2 separate regions of the Homo sapiens genome follow, and region 2 is linked to region 1. Evidence: chromatin loops called from intact Hi-C (ENCODE). Cell type or tissue: PC-9. All regions are shown on one strand. Links, peaks and the distances in the headings refer to the core of each region. The heading gives the core; the rest is flanking DNA.

Evidence for each region. Peaks named below come from ENCODE experiments on the same cell type or tissue, not always from the same donor. Only the 100,000 strongest peaks of a DNase experiment are listed, where the experiment ranks them.
Region 2: a loop joins it to region 1, with 6 times the contacts of the local background. A loop is called at or near these places in 1 of 110 quality-filtered maps.

What each region holds. Positions count from the first base shown.
Region 1 is chr7:23,690,040-23,692,963 of GRCh38, reverse strand. It overlaps FAM221A (family with sequence similarity 221 member A), which reads right to left. Exons shown (of 7, transcript NM_199136.5): 4 at 1,368-1,574. Among named protein-coding and RNA genes, the nearest start is that of FAM221A, 11 kb to the right of the region's middle. In PC-9, for the core only: no CTCF peak of the experiment used is centred there; a DNase peak (open chromatin) is centred at 1,453; H3K27ac peaks cover 742 bases.
Region 2 is chr7:23,758,471-23,761,394 of GRCh38, reverse strand. All of the region lies in intron 10 of STK31 (serine/threonine kinase 31), which reads right to left. Among named protein-coding and RNA genes, the nearest start is that of STK31, 50 kb to the right of the region's middle. In PC-9, for the core only: no CTCF peak of the experiment used is centred there; a DNase peak (open chromatin) is centred at 1,184; H3K27ac peaks cover 1,121 bases.

The DNA.
Region 1 (2,924 bases), core at 196-2,695:
AGGTATGGTGATGCATGCCTGTAATCCCAGCTACTAGGAAGACTGAGACTGGAGGATCGCTTGAACCCAGGAGTTCAAACCTAGCCTACCACCATAGCAAGACCCTATCTCTTAAACAATAAATACAAATAATTTTTAAAAATTAAAAAGTAAATAGTAAAATTGTATGTTAAAGAGAAAAATTAATTGATGATAGCAAATTACCCTCGGGGAAAGAATTAGACAAAGAGAAGTATTCAAGGGTGTTTTGCACTTAATTTCTTTCTTTTTCCACTTAATTTCTATTGTTTGAATCTTTTACAAGAAAATATATACTCGTATGGGCCTGGCGTGGTGGCTGAAGCCTGTAATCCCAGCACTTTGGGAGGCTGAGGCAGGCAGATCACCTGAGGTCAGGAGTTCGAGACCAGCCTGACCAACATGGAGAAACCCCCATCTCTACTAAAAATACAAAATTAGCCGGGCGTGGTGGTGCATGCCTGTAATCCCAGCTAGTCGGGAGGCTGAGGCAGGAGAATTGCTTGAACCCGGGAGGCGGAGGTTGCGGTGAGCCGAGATCGCGCCATTGCACTCCAGCCTGGGCAAGAAGAGCAAAACTCCGTCTCAAAAAAAAAAAAAGAAAAGAAAAGAAAATATACACTTGTATTTATGTAATTTTTAAATGAAAAAATACATGCTTGTTGTAAAAAAGAAAAAAAAAACTTACACACCTGTGTTTCAAGTAGACAGGGAACACATTCTGCTCCCCAGTCCCGCTCAGCTCTCAGAAGGATCCATCTACCTTTAATAGTTTAGAATAGATCCTATTAAACTTTCCCTACATTATTTACAACATATATGTATGCAAGAAGATATATGTGTGTGCACATACATATATACATATTTTACTACAGAAGTGATTACATGTATATACACGTATGTTCATATACACACATGAACATAAACCTATTGTTTCCAAAATGAAATGGATATAATAGCTTAAGTTACATACAGTAGAGTAACAGGTAAACTATATCATATCAAATAAAATAAATATTATTCAGCTATTACAAACAGTGGAGATGCAGATTCAAATTTGAGTACAAGTATTGGGATGGAAATGATCTCTGCCACTTGCTTTCTAAATTCTATAATGACAATACATTGTATAGTAGCAATAAAACCTCTTTTATGGATACTAAATAGGTCTGAAAAAATAAAAAATAAAATAAAAATTTTAAAAACCTCTTTTAAAAAATAAAAATCAAACGAGAGAATGTTTTCTGAAAGAAAAATACTATAAATTGCTTAACAAATATAAGGCTTCACTATTGTTAGCACACATAAAAACAATACAATGGGCTCACATTTCATATAGTATCACTTACCAATCCCACTGTCATCTAACCGCATGTAGCCTTCCGCCAGCGAGCTGAAACCAGTTAATCCTCCCATGGCTGCATAAGGAATGTCCTGTCCCACTGGTTTTTCCTGAGCCAATCTTTCTTGCTTAGTTTCCACTACTGTGTCATGGGCATATGCAGGCTGACCACAAGCACAAGTGAAGCAGCTATGGAATCCTGAACACTTGGAACCTGAATCAAGATGTAAAGGGAGTTAAATTCTTAAAGGTACTATGTTGTCTACCCTAAAGACACTTAGCCTGGCAAAAGCCAGCTGAACCTAGATCCTCTGGCCCCTGTAACTCTTACCTCCAGCCACCGAACTCCTTCCTAGCCACTGTTCTTACTTCTAAAACATGCCGAAGTAGTAACCAGATACAACACAGAAAAAAAAAAAACTGCAAAACACAACAAGGACTAAAAGAAATTGAAGAGCCAGGTAATGCAGACCCTCTCCTCAAAAACTGAATTATAAGCAGGCATGGCGGGGAGAGCCCAGTGGCCAGGACCAGGTGAAGAGATAATGTAGAAATCTTCCTACAGATCAACTCCCCATAAAAGCCAAATTAGAAGGCCAACCTGTAGACACAGAAAGGGTGTAGTGTAATCTTGCTCAGCAATAAAAAGGAAAGAAGTATTGATATAGGCTACATGGATGAATCATGAAAACATCATGCTAAATGAAAGAAGCCAGTCACAAAAGACCACATATTCTATGATTCTATTTATATAAAATGTCCAGAATAGGCAAATCCAGAAACAGAAAGTAGATTATGGGTTGCCTAGGGCTGGGGAGAGAGAAAAGTAAGGAAGGACTCCTAGTGAATATGGAGTTTCTTTTTGGGGTGAGAAAAATGTTCTGAAATGTATTGTGCTGGTGGTTACACAACATTCATGCTGATTATATATTAAAAATCATTAAACTGCACATTTTAAATAGGTTAATTGTATGACATGTGAATTGCATCTTAGAAAAGTCGTTGTATAAAAAAATCAAGCCACATTGTAATGGAGGCCAGAATATACTATTAACAAAATCTTTACCCATTCACACCTCTGACAAACATATATGGGAACAGCTAGGCACAGTGGCTCACGCCTGGAATCCCAGCACTTTGGGAGGCCAAGGTGGGCAGATCACTTGAGGTCAGGGGTTTGAGAACAGCCTGACCAACATGGCAAAACCCCGTCTCTACTAAAAATACAAAAATTAGCCGGGCGTGGTGGCGGGCACCTATAATCTCAGCTACTTGGGAGGCTGAGGCAGGAGCATCACTTGAACCCTGGAGGCAGAGGCTGCAGTGAGCCAAGATCATACCACTGCACTCCTGGTGACAAGAGCCTGGGTGACAAGAGCAAAACTCTATTAAAAAAAAAAAAAATATATATATATATATATATATATATATATGAACCAAGGCATATAAATAAATCAGTTTTCTCCAACTACTTCCATATTCAGCCAATGAAAGATTTATTCCTGCCACTGTCATTAAAAATGTTTTATTACACACTTCACCATAAGATTTCAACTCAAACTAC
Region 2 (2,924 bases), core at 226-2,725, 68 kb before region 1:
GAACTATGCAAAATACTTGAATAAAAGTTATCAATTCTAAACCAAAATAAGTACAATAAGGGAAATAAAATGACGATTTCATTTGAGTGGCTATTATGATTATATATTTAGCCAATAATCTACACTTCCATCTATCAAGTAAACTTTAAGTCCGGAAACACAAGCAGTAGTAGAAAAAAAAAATTCTGCTTTCAAAAAAAGTCACATCTGTACTCATAGGATAGTAAGTGCTAAAGCTCCATCCTGAATACTTTCACTATGCTCAAACCACAAAAACAAATAAGGCAGGTTTTTTTACATCTTTTCATCTTACATGAAAATACATTAAGAAGTATTTTAATATCAATAGTGTGGTTTCAATGGAAAAACAATAGGCTTTGCTGTCAGACATGTCTGGGTTCAAGTTCCATATTAACATTTAGAACTAGGGTACGGGCATGGTAGCTAACACTTGCAATCCCAGGACTTTGGGAGGCCAAGGCAGGAGGATTACTTGAGCCAAGGAGTTCAAAACCTGTCTGGACAACATGGTAAAACCCCGTCACTATAAAAAGTACAAAAAAATTAGCCAGGCATGGTTGGTAGTACACCGCCTGTAGTCCTAGCTACTTGGGAAGCTGAAGTGGAGAATCTCTTGTGCCCTGGAGGTTGAGGCTGCAGTGAGCTGTGATCGTGCCACTGCACTCCAGCCTGGGTGACAGAGTGAGACCATACCTCAAAAAAAAGAGTAATTTTTTAATTTTAAAAAATTACAACTAGGTAATCTTGAACAATTTCCTTACCCTTGTAAGCCTGTTTCCTCACTTATAAAATGGGAGCAAATATGCCCATTTTAAAAGTTAATGTAAGAAAATGTTTATAAACACACTGCCTGTGTTTCATAGAAATTAAAAAATTAATCATTCTGCTGTCATCTTCTTTCTCCCATAATCAGAAGTGATCAGTTAGAATCTAATACGTAAAATAACCAAAATCAAATCCCTTCTCCAAACTAAACATTCCTGGCATTTTCAAAAGCCTAGTTATCCTGCTCATACTTCTCATTCAGAGGCAGTCAGGCTGCCAACTGATCAACCTAGGTATGACTAGGGAGTAAGATTTACAGGGTATAATCCACAGAGGCAGAAACCACAAATATTTAAGATGGAACAAGTCCAAACACAACAAGTATAGAGCTCACAGGTGCTAGGGAAAGTTATGGTGGTTGTAGGGAATGGTTTACAAGAAAAACAGGAAGTTCTGTTCAGCCCAATACAATAAATTAAAGAAAACTGCAACAGGAAATAAATATACTTGTACCTAAGCTAATAAAGAATTTATGTAAAATATTTCATTTTCACACCCCTACTCACACACACAAACAACTACCTCCCAACAATAGGTGACTCAGACACTAATTAATAGTAAGGCAGAGTCTTACATGCATAAAACACACCACTCAGACCAGAAAAGTTCCACATTAGCATGTATGAAAGCCACTCTGGTTTACAAGCCTAATGTCCCTCAAAAGCCAGTATCTCTTGTAACAACTCCATAGGTATAGCTTCCAGGGTCCCTCAAGGGGCATGTTTAGTTACAAGAGTCCACATCAAGTATTTGTAGTTTGTAGTTTCTCCCAGTACAGATGCAGTTTGACAATCATAAGTTATACTTACCATAAATAATGTTGCCTAGTAACACAGTTGAAATATTTTATCACATTACCAAGGGAACAAAGAGAGGGAGTTAACCAAAGGTAAAGTTTTCATGCAAAAAGGGAAAAGATTTTGCTACCCCTTATCCACAATCACCAGTTGTCTATTACACCTTTCTTATAAGGCAATAAATGAAGGAAATTATTAATATGAAGATACTGTAAAAGTTAAAGGTTTTACACAAACTATCATTACAATATCTCCAGTTCCTTGTCTTTCTAGAAAGATAACATTTCCTGAGTTCTAATTTGATTACACTGTGATCTGAGAGACTGTTTGTTATGATTTCAGTTCTTTTGCATTTGCTGAAGAGTGTTTTACTTCCAATTATGTGGTCAATTTTAGAATAAGTGCCATGTGGCACTGAGAAGAATGTATATTCAGTTGATTTGGGGTAGAGAGTTCTGCAGACGTCTATCAGGTCCACTTGATAGAGAGCTAAGTTCAAGTCCTGAATATCCTTGTTAATTTTCTGTCTCGTTGATCTAATACTGACAGTGGGGTGTTAAAGTCTCCCATTATTATTGTGTGGGAATCTAAGTCTCTTTGTAGGTCTCTAAGAACTTGTTTTATGAATCTGGGTGCTCCTTGGGTGCATATATATTCAGAATAGTCACCTCTTCTTGTTGAACTGTTTCCTTTACCATTACGTAATGCCTTTGTCTTTTTTTATCTTTGTTGATTTAAAGTCTGTTTTATCAGAGACTAGGACTGCAACCTCTGCTTTCTTTTGCTTTCTATTTGTTTGGTAAATTTCCCTCCATCCCTTTCTTTTGAGCCTGTATGTGTTTTTGTGCGGAAGATGGGTCTCCTGAATACAGCACACAGATGAGTCTTGACCACTTAGCTAATTTGCCAGTCTGTGTCTTTTAATTGGGGCATTTGGCCCATTTACATTTAAGGTTAGTATTGCTCACTCAAAACCACACAATGTCATGGAAACTGAACAACTTGCTCCTGAATGGCTCCAGGGTAAATAATGAAATTAAGGCAGAAATCAAGAAGTGCTTTGAAACCAATGAGAACAAAGAGACAATGTACCAGAATCTCCAGGACACAGATAAAGTAGTGTTAAGAGAGGAATTTATAGCACTAAATACCCACATCAGAAAGCTAGAAAGATCTCATATCAACACCTTAACATCACAATTAAAAGAACTAGAAAGGCAAGAGCAAATGAACCCAAAAGCTAGCAGAAGACAAGAAATAAGATCAGAGAAGAATTGAAGG